Linked DNA regions of Homo sapiens: region 2 is linked to region 1. A link is a loop called in an ENCODE intact Hi-C map of the cell type or tissue named here. Cell type or tissue: mammary epithelial cell. All regions are shown on one strand.

What was found. A loop is a pair of places that touch in the nucleus more often than their neighbours do. Peaks named below come from ENCODE experiments on the same cell type or tissue, not always from the same donor. Only the 100,000 strongest peaks of a DNase experiment are listed, where the experiment ranks them.
Region 2: a loop joins it to region 1, with 2.8 times the contacts of the local background. A loop is called at or near these places in 6 of 110 quality-filtered maps.

The regions. Positions count from the first base shown.
Region 1 is chr14:51,379,850-51,384,849 of GRCh38, reverse strand. No RefSeq gene overlaps it. Among named protein-coding and RNA genes, the nearest start is that of LINC02310, 15 kb to the left of the region's middle. In mammary epithelial cell, no CTCF peak of the experiment used is centred here; a DNase peak (open chromatin) is centred at 2,159; H3K27ac peaks cover 2,287 bases.
Region 2 is chr14:51,302,613-51,307,612 of GRCh38, reverse strand. It overlaps LINC00519 (long intergenic non-protein coding RNA 519), which reads left to right. Exons shown (of 2, transcript NR_145423.1): 2 at 2,773-3,302. Among named protein-coding and RNA genes, the nearest start is that of LINC00519, 23 kb to the left of the region's middle. In mammary epithelial cell, no CTCF peak of the experiment used is centred here; DNase peaks (open chromatin) are centred at 2,452 and 3,022; H3K27ac peaks cover 1,014 bases.

The DNA of each region.
Region 1 (5,000 bases):
AAATTCCCCAAAAGTTATAAAGACAGACCAAATCTTGGTACTTAAAACTTTGAAACAGTTTGTGCTGTAAAGATTTTTTTAATCTTATCTGCTTGCCTGCTATGAGTATCTTCCCAGTTGTTTATTAACTAAGGATTTTCCTTTTCTTAGGCCAAGAGTATTAATAAGGGGCATTTAATTGATCCATTTCCTTGGTATCCTTTGTGAGCTCTTGATGCTAGTGGAAAACATACTCATTTTTATGTATGTTCCTTCTTAGAACTAAAAAGCGTATATATTAGGATTGTTCATTACAATAGTAGCAACAGTAGCTCTATCAGATACTGTCAGAAGCCCCGGCTTCCTAATTTATTGTTTTTTGTCTTTTGCTTTTTTTTTCAAAGTTGGCATTTCTTTGCCACGGGGAAAATGACTTGATCCTTTAGTGCTGCAGCATAGACACGGAGCACACCCCGGGGGTGTGGAAGCGGGAGGCAAGCATGTGAGATGTGGGCCGGGGAAGTCCTTTAAATTCAGCTTTTCTCAGAGCTCTATTAGAATTCATGTCTCCTTTTTGACTCAGTAACTTCGGCAAGTGGCAGAAAGTTTGGAAAGTGTCCAGAAAACAGTTGTGAAAAGTATTAAAAGGCCAAGGAAATAGGTCATATGAGAAACCTAAAGGAACCTAAAGGTTAGTCATTCCATAAAAGAGAAGCCTATGGTGGGATTGAAGATCTGTCTTCACATCTGGGTAGAGCTATTATAAGAGTGATGGTGGCCCCCCCATGATGGGGACTGAGGCTCAAAATGAGGACATCTATAAGGGCTATAAGACCCTAGGACTGGTTGTCAAGCAGGGGAGCTGATTTTTAAAAATAGGCCAGAAGTATCCTTGCTTCATGTTGCCTAAGGATAGATTTATACTCAACTATTCACAAAAGGACTGGCCCCATTTCGGGGACATTAATTATTCACATAGTCCAGTGAGATGCAGAGACTAGGCCAGAAGGGTAAAATTCACCTGGCTCCAGTTTCCCTTGTTATTTTGTGTTCAGGAGATTCTTCTGGTGCAGCACTCTATTTGCTGATGGTAGTGTGGTCTCAGTAGATCACCCAGGGTCCTGGAAGGAATTCAGGTTTGGGATTCAAGCAGACCTAGGTTGATACTCCATCTCGGCCACTTTGTCAGTTGCTAGGTTCTTAATTCTGCTTTTCAGAGCTCTATTTTCTTAATCATTAAGTGAAGATAATAATACACACTTACGTTTTAAAAATGTTATGAAGATCAAGTGAGACAAGATAATGTAAAACGCCTTGTCTGCAGTAGGTGGTTACTAAGTCTTGCTTCCTCTCCCTTTCTGTGACTGGGCAGGATTGTAGGAAAGGGAAGAGTGGAAGAGTATCTAGATGAAGCGTAAATAGGGACCACATATATTTTATAGCTGAATTTCAATTTTTTGAATGCCAACAATGTGTAAAAATGACCCTCAAGTCAACTAATCATCAAGTGATAGCTCCAGGAGGCTCAGATCCCTTTTGATTGCACTCCAAGATATATTGCATTTCTCAAGTGCTTTCTGAGTGCCAGGTTCTTCGCTGGCACTTTACATCCTCACCCAACAGCTACGTGTTATTGTCCCTATTTTATAAATGAGGAAACTGAGGCACGGAAAGATCATGTACTTGCTAATTAGGACACATGGCAACCAAGTTCTGGAGCTAGAACTGGAACGCAGGTTTATTCCGGTTCCAACACCTGAGATGGTGAAAAAGAAGAGAGGAAATAATAGGTCTCACTCATGCGTAGAGTCCTCGGGGGATAAAGCCAGACTTAGAATTTAAAGCTACCAAGTTCAGAGCAACTGGGGAGCCACTTTGTCAGGCCCTGGCACCTGAAATCTGTTACATTTCTAAATGCCATTAAAAAAGATGTTCCCAGGAGTCAGGCCAGAGCAACCTGCTTGAAATCCACCTAATAGGTGTATTACAAGGAAGATAGAGGACTGTTTACTTCCTCTGACCTAATCTCTTTATATCTTAAGTGGATTTCTGAGGGTACAGTAAAAGCTCTCTCTGCTTCTGACACAAGTAAGCCTTGAGTGTCACTTGATTTATGCGTCTTCCCAGCTTGTGCCAGCATGCCTCTACCTACAAATAGCTTTCCATTCACCTAAGGCGTACAAGTAGGAACAGAGCATTCTGACTCACCAGCAGGCAGTTCCAACCTGGTGCTACTTGCCTTTCTTCACCCAGTCACCAAGTTAATGGGTTGTATTAACAGTGATATTTATAGACAACAAATGAACCCCAAAGCAGCAGTGGTGCCCTTCCCATTTAAAAAGGGCCTATTCATCATGGCTCTCCCACATGCAGTACTGCTATTTCCTTGTGTCCCTTCTCTCAAAGTGATTGCCAGATAGTGCAAATGTTTCATTTCCTTTCACGTAAGAATTTTTTGGCTACAATGATTGAGATGAAAGAGTAATAAAAGAACGTAGATGATGTTGTTCCTGCTGTTTTGTATTCTGGTTATTTTATCCCATCACACTTAGAATAAAATAAAAAATTATTCCTATAGCCAACAAGGCCTTTTGTTGTCTGGTCCCCTTCCCCCTCCATGTACACACACACACACTCACACACACGCACACACACTCTCACCCCCACTACAGCTCTGACTCCTCTGCCATCTCTCCCTTCCCTTTCATCACTGGACACCAGCCACTATGGCCTCCCTGTTGCTCCTGCAACACACCCAGCACATGAACACCCCAGGGCATTAGCACTTGCCTTTCCAGATGGAACTCTCTTCCTTTACAAAGCTTCGTGAAGCACTCCCTTAGTCCAAGTGTCTGCTGAGATATCTGAACAAAGAGAACTTCCCTGACCACCCTCTCTAACACAGCACCTTCAATCATTCTTTATCCCTTTAGCCTGCTTTATTTTTCTTCTTAGCACTTATCTATTTGACATTGTTATATATTTATTGTACTCAGTCCACATACACACATGCACACGCATGCATATACACTCACATATGCACGCACGCACACTCAAATGGAAGACCCATGGGGCAGGGCTTGGCTTTGTCTTGTTCACTGTCACAGCCTGAGCATCTAAAACAGAGCCAGGCTCACAGAAAGGGCATGATAAATGGTGGTTGGATGGATAATTGTTTTGTCCTCACCAAACAATCTTAGTCAAACTCTTTTAAGGTATGATAAAGTATCTAAAAGTTCTGGCTGGGTGCGTGGCTCACACCTGTAATCTCAGCACTTTGGGAGGCCGAGGCGGGCAGATCACGAGGTCAGGAGATCAAGACCATCCTGGCTAACAGAGTGAAACCCCGTCTCTACTAAAAATACAAAAAAAAAAATTAGCCAGGCATGGTGGTGGGCACCTGTAGTCCCAGCTACTCGGGAGGCCGAGGCAGGAGAATGGCGTGAACCTGAGAGGCGGAGCTTGCAGTGAGCCAAGATCGCGCCACTGCACTCCAGCCTGGATGACAGAGCGAGACTCTGTCTCAAAAACAAACAAACAAAAAGATATCTAAAAGTTCTATACATCATTGTCAGCTGGCCTCATGGAATGTTAGCTTTAATTTAAAAAAAAATAACACTGCTTTTGATTTAGAAGGAAGAATCTGGTACAGGGAAAAAAAAGAAAAGAGAAATTAAAATGTTGACAATCTGGTTACCAGTTATAATGATACAATAATTTTAGTTAAAGAGAGTGGCTAGACCTATTGCTGTTTCTGAACTAGATTTGGATCTTAAACTTATATAGAAACATACTCCAAAGAGTGCTAAATTCTGAGGCACAGTATTTCATAAATCAATACAAACACCATGAAAAATACAGTTGGTGTTCCAAAAAGAAAATGTCTTAATCTTACATTTTACACTAGAGGAAGCAGAGTCCATCGGTTACTGGAGGTCTTGAAAAGTCAGTGGGAGATGGAAGGGCTAAAACCCATGTCGTCCCCTGGCTAATTTTTTTTCCAAAGTTGCTTATTTCTTCTACTTGCCTCTCCCTCTGAGCTTTTATACTAACACATTTTCATGTCTTTTTGCATACAATCTACTTGTCTCTTACTTTTTCAAAGGGAAATTTATGCTTATCTTCAAACCCAAGCCAACATTTCCCAAATTGCATTCTACATAATAACCAATATATTTACAAATATTCCTCAAATTAAAAAATATATATACATACACTCACATATATACATATATTCAAATAAGTTTAGGGAAAATCTAATGGTCTCTCTCTCATGAATATGTAGTACCCATTAGCCCACTAAACCTGAGAAGTCATGCTATAAAGAAATTGTATATCTTTGTTTAGCTCAGTGCTTCTAGAACTTATCCGACCAGAGAACATTACTTTTTTCCCTAGAAACTTCTCATAAACATAATTGAAGAAATACTTCTTTCTCTCTATACACATATATGATAAACACATAGGCATTTACAATACGTTGTTTGTACATGAACATAAACGTACAAAAAGAAGATTGCATATCATGTGCATGTTGTTTGAAGTGCAAATATGTAGCTTATTGGAGGAATGGACAAGTTAGAGCACCTTAAGAGGTCCAGCAGAGCTAAGGTTGCAGGTAGCTGGTACAAAGGAGAATAGGGTAGCAAGCATAGTAAGCATGCTGCTTAATTTTTTGTTCAGCATCCTTTTTCTAGAAACTGCCTCTACCTACTCACACACCACCCAAATAAGTGTAGTAGGAAATACCATGTCTCCATACTGTGGAATTCCTGACCTCACAGCTGTAGTTAACTGGGATGTGGGTAGCTTCCTCTGCTAAGCTAGGCCAATTAGCTCCTTTCCTAGGAATTTTGGATCCATGACTGAAAGATCTTAAGCAAAAGAATAAAGTTGGCATTGGGAGAGGAGTGGAGACAGAGACTGAGAGAAAAGAGGCATTCCTGAGGACCCCCATCCCTGACTGTCCCCCTGGGGCCAAGCTTCATCCTCAACTTGGAGTCCTGAGATAACTCCATACT
Region 2 (5,000 bases), 77 kb after region 1:
AAGTATTATAGGAAATGGTTCTACAAATATGTTGACTCTTCTCTTTAAAAACTGTAATAAAAGTGTGGGCTTAAGTTATGGGGCCATTTTCCATGTATTTGATTTCAGTCTTTTCTAATAAGGTACTTAGTGTTTTTTTAATGGACATATTATAGATCTTTGTCTATAATGGACAGATTTAGCACTTTATCAAGACAGAGGGGTCACCCTTTCCAGGAGTTTTATAGAAACCTTGGCAATTATTGCAACGCAGACAAAATGGGGCTGATCATAGCACCCACTTAAATATGATTGACTTTATTTCACAGAAAGGTCCGTTATTACAACGACACAGATAAATATTCGTCTGAATACCCAATATCAATTTGGCTGACCTAGCAAAGATATGGCCTTGTTTCTTTTTCAAATATATTCAGCCTCTCCTTTCTGTCCTTCTATAGGGATGAAGGAAGTTTGGTATTAATTGGAATAGTCATTCACTCATTTAGCAAGCACCTACTCTCTGCCAAGGACTGTGCTATTATGAATAGATATTGGTTATTCATTAATGAGCACAATAGTCTAGGGTCTGTCCTCAGGGAGCTTACAATGCAGAGGGGGAAGAGACAGACAGCAGAGAGGGGAGGGAGAAGGACTTTCTAGTAGAAGAAACACCATGTCTTCCCTACTCTGAATCAGAAAGTTTCGAGTATTCAAGAAAATCAAAGTCCAGCATGTATCAATCAAGCAGGGTAGATGAAAAGGAAAGTTGCTTGAGATGAGACTGAAGTTGGGTAATGGGCAGGCCACATGGGACTTGGACCCTCTCTTAATTTTTTTTTTTTTTCATTTTATCTCAAATGCCCTCAGAGCTTTAAACAGGGGGTACAATGTGACACAATTTCCATTTTAAGAAAGTCACTCTGGCTGTATGAAGAATGAACTGGTAGGGTTAGTGTAGAGATGGTGGAGTAAGAAGAACTGTTGTAGAAGCCCAAGCAAGAGGTAGCAGTGACCTAGACTGGAGTGGTAGGGATAGTAATGGCATGAAGTAAATAGACTGAAATATATTCGGAAGTAAAATCTTAGAGGGGTGAATATGGATGCGAGAGCTCCTGGTTTCTGGCATGAGCAAGTCTCCATTTTGCACAATAGGAAGAGAGGACGAAGAGCTAGAATGAGGAAGCAGAGTAACGGTTCCCTGTTGTTGAATGCAGCTGTTATTGAATGCAATTGGATACATTGGTCTGAAGCTCAGCAGAGCAGAGTGGGCAAGAGATGCAAATGTGGGGGTCATCCGCTTAATGCTGGTATTAGGCTGTGAGTACAGGACAAGGAGGACATGTGGGCTTGGAAATGTGAGCAAGAACAATGAAAGTTCTTGGGAGCCAAGAAGAAGTTGGATCAGAGGCCTAATAAGTTTAAGAGAATAATTCTTGACATCCCTTGATCTAATCGCAGATCTATATGAGAATATGGAAATGTTTGTACCTGCTCCCATTATGCCCCTAAATCACAGATCAAAACAGTAGCATCTCTGTGCCTATCTCTACATCACAAGTTAACTTCATTTTCAACTTTTACTACAAGTTTCCTCTCCCACTCAACTATTTTTCAAAAGAGAATGACATTTTTATCACGGCACAAGTTTTACTATCTAAGCAATCTTGGGTAGAGGAATGCTTCCCAAATACCAAACTGTGACAAAATGTTGTTCACCAATCCATGACAAAATAACAAAACTAGAACCACAGAACATATATAATGTCAAGATAAGGTGGCCAATAATCACTTCCTGGGATAGATGCTCCATTATTCTGAAATCATGTCAGTTCTACCCTTTTAGTATTAAAATATCCTTTCTTTTAAGAAATAATGGTGATAGATTTTTTTTTTTTTTTTGAGATAGAGTCTTGCTCTGTCGCCCAGGCTAGAGTTCAGTGGTGCAGTCTCAGCTCACTGAAACCTCTGCCTCGTGGGTTCAAGTGATTCTCCTGCCACAGCCTCCCAAGCAGCTGGCATTACAGGCATGCACCACCACACCTGGCTAATTTTGGTATGTTTAGTAGAGACGGGGTTTCACCAAGTTGGCCAGGCTGGTCTCAAACTCCTGACCTCAGATGATCCACCAGCCTCGGCCTCCCAAAGTGCTGGGATTACAGGCGTGAGCCATCACACCCAGCCAAGACTTTTTTTTCTGATGTCCTTACTTAGCAAAATAAAAGATTAATAATTCTATGTAAAACTCTACTTTTTAATTGTACAAGTCTGTGAAATCCCAAATCAGGGAAGAATAAGAAAAGAGAAGAAGAGAAGAACAAAGCGTCATTGAGGAGCCAAGTGCCAGCTCTCAGCTAGGTTTACTCTCTAGCTGAACCACTCCCTCCCAGACACAGCCTCAGGAGTCCCTAGGATTCACTTTTGTGCTTCAGCAGACACTACTAAATGCCATGTACATTTGAAGTTGTTTCCAGACAGTCAAAACCACAAATGTCAGGGTGCACTTTATTAGTAAAACTGACTCACTGTGCACTAGGCAAAGAAATTCCTGCATTCCACTCTAAGAACTGTAAACGGGGCCCCAGCTAGCTGTTCTCTCTTGTGCTACTTACCATGCTTAGATCTTGATTTGAACAAATCGACTATAAAAAGACTGTGCTGGCAATTGAATACATGCGACTATGGTCTGGGTATTACTTACTATTAAGGAATTACTGTTAATTTTTTTAGGTGTATTAATGACATTATGTTACGAAAATATAATTTTCTTTTTTCTTTTTTTTTTGGAGACAGGGTCTTGATCAGGCTGGAGTGCAGTGACATAATCACAGCTCACTGCATCCTCAGACTCCTGGGCTCAAGCAATCCTCCCATCTCAGTCTTCCAAGTAATTAGGACTAGAAGTGTGTATTAGTCTGTTCTCAAGCTGCTGATGAAGACATACCCTAGACTGGGCAATTTGCAAAAGAAAGAGGTTTAATGGACTCACAGTTCCACGTGACTGCGGATGCCTCACCATGGCAGCAGACGAGAGGAGAATGAGAGCCAAGTGAAAGGGGTTTCCCCTTATAAAACCACCAGATCTCAGGAGTCTTATTCACTACCACGACAACAGTATGGGGGAAACTGCCACCCCCATGATTCAATTATCTCCCACCGGGTCCCTCCCACAATATGAGGGAATTATGGGAGCTACAATTTATGAGATTTATGAGATTTGGGTGGGGACACAGCCAAACCATATCAGTGTGCCACCACACTCAGCTAATTTATTATTTTTAGAAACATGGTCTCACTATGTTGCCCAGGCTGGTCTGCACTCCAGGGTTCCAGTGATCCTCCCATCTTGGCCTCCCAAAGCACTAGGATTACAGGCATGAGCCATCACACCCAGCCAAGAAAACATTATCTTCTAGATATGCACACTGAAGTATTTGATATAAAATGTATGATATTTGGGATTGCTTCATAATATTTTAGCAAAAATAAAATAAGTGAAATACAGCAAGCTGCTGAGCATTGATAAGTCTTGATGATGATGATGGTATATTTCACTATCTTACTTTTATGTCTGTTTGGAATTTTTCACAGTGAGAAGGAAGGAAGGAAGGGAGGGAGGGAGGGATGGAGGGAGGGAGGGAGGGGAGGGGAGGGAGGGGAGGGGAGGGGAGGACGGACTCTGTCCAACACCCTTATCATTTCATAATGACTTTAAATGGAAGGAAGATAGATTAATAGGAGGGAGCAATTCCCACTAGTATTTGTGAATACCTATTTTGGGTGCTCTCCATGACAGGAATGCACATGAAGGCACATAGTACAGTCTGATAGGGGTTACAACCAATGCTGTGGAGATGAGGAAAAGGAAACTCAGGTTAGCCTACATTACCTTTTTTGTTTGTTTGTTTTGAGACAGAGTCTCACTCTGTCACCCAGGCTGGAGTGTAGTGGCGCGATCTTGGCTCACTGCAACCTCCACCTCCGGGGTTCAAGCCATTCTCCTGTCTCAGCCTCCTGTGTATCTGGGACTACAGGCACATGCCACCACGCCCAGCTAATTTTTGTATTTTTAGTAGAGATGAGGTTTCACCATATTGGTCAGGCTAGTCTTGCACTCCTGACCTCAGGTGATCCACCTGCCATGGTCTCCCAAAGTGCTGGGATTACCGGTGTGAGCAACTGTGCCCAGCCTAACCTACATTTCCACATGGAAAATAGAAAGAGAACAAACTGGCTAAATGGAGCTACTTGGCTGCTAAAGAAATTCATTTCAGAGGAATTAAAAACAAAAACAATTATGTTGATTCTTAAGGGGCTATCTCAAAATCCAGGGACAACACAGACCCTGCAGACACATGGGCTCTGCCAGGATTGGGGCAGCCACTTCCTCCAGGCCCTTTTGTTAATTGGACCTGGCAATAGCTGTCACTCCCAGCCATCCTGACTCCGGTCCTTTCCATTTCCCTGCCACTCAGATAAAGGAACAAGAATTCTGACGCGGGGCATATGAAAAGGAAAGACAGCTCTTCCATAGTCACACCCAGAAGAGGGCAGATGAACCTGAGAAATAAAAATAAAATCCTAAGCTCTGCAGCTGACTGAACAGGCCCCCTCTTGGCCAAGGGGACCACAGAGAAACCTTGAAAACTGAGTTCCGAGCCATGATTGGATGGGAGTTTGGACAGGCCTAGTTATACCTCCTCCCTTGCTTTTCTTTCCTAAGGGTTAAACAGAAACTAGTCCTTGGGAAAGGCTTGCCCCACCATTGATTTCAACCAACCCCATGACTGCCCCTCCCATTTAGTGCCTTTGACACAAATGACCAGCATTCCTTCTGACCACAGAGTGGTTCTGGCCAGTCTACAGAGGATGTACACTGAGGATTTTTGTGTCCAATGCTTCACCTTTGATGCCAGAGGGCTGAAAATTCTACCCTCAGATCATGCTAACACAGTCATTTGTTGAACATACGACCCATGGAGAGGCATGAAGTTCAATTGTGCATGTGTATGTTTTTCCTT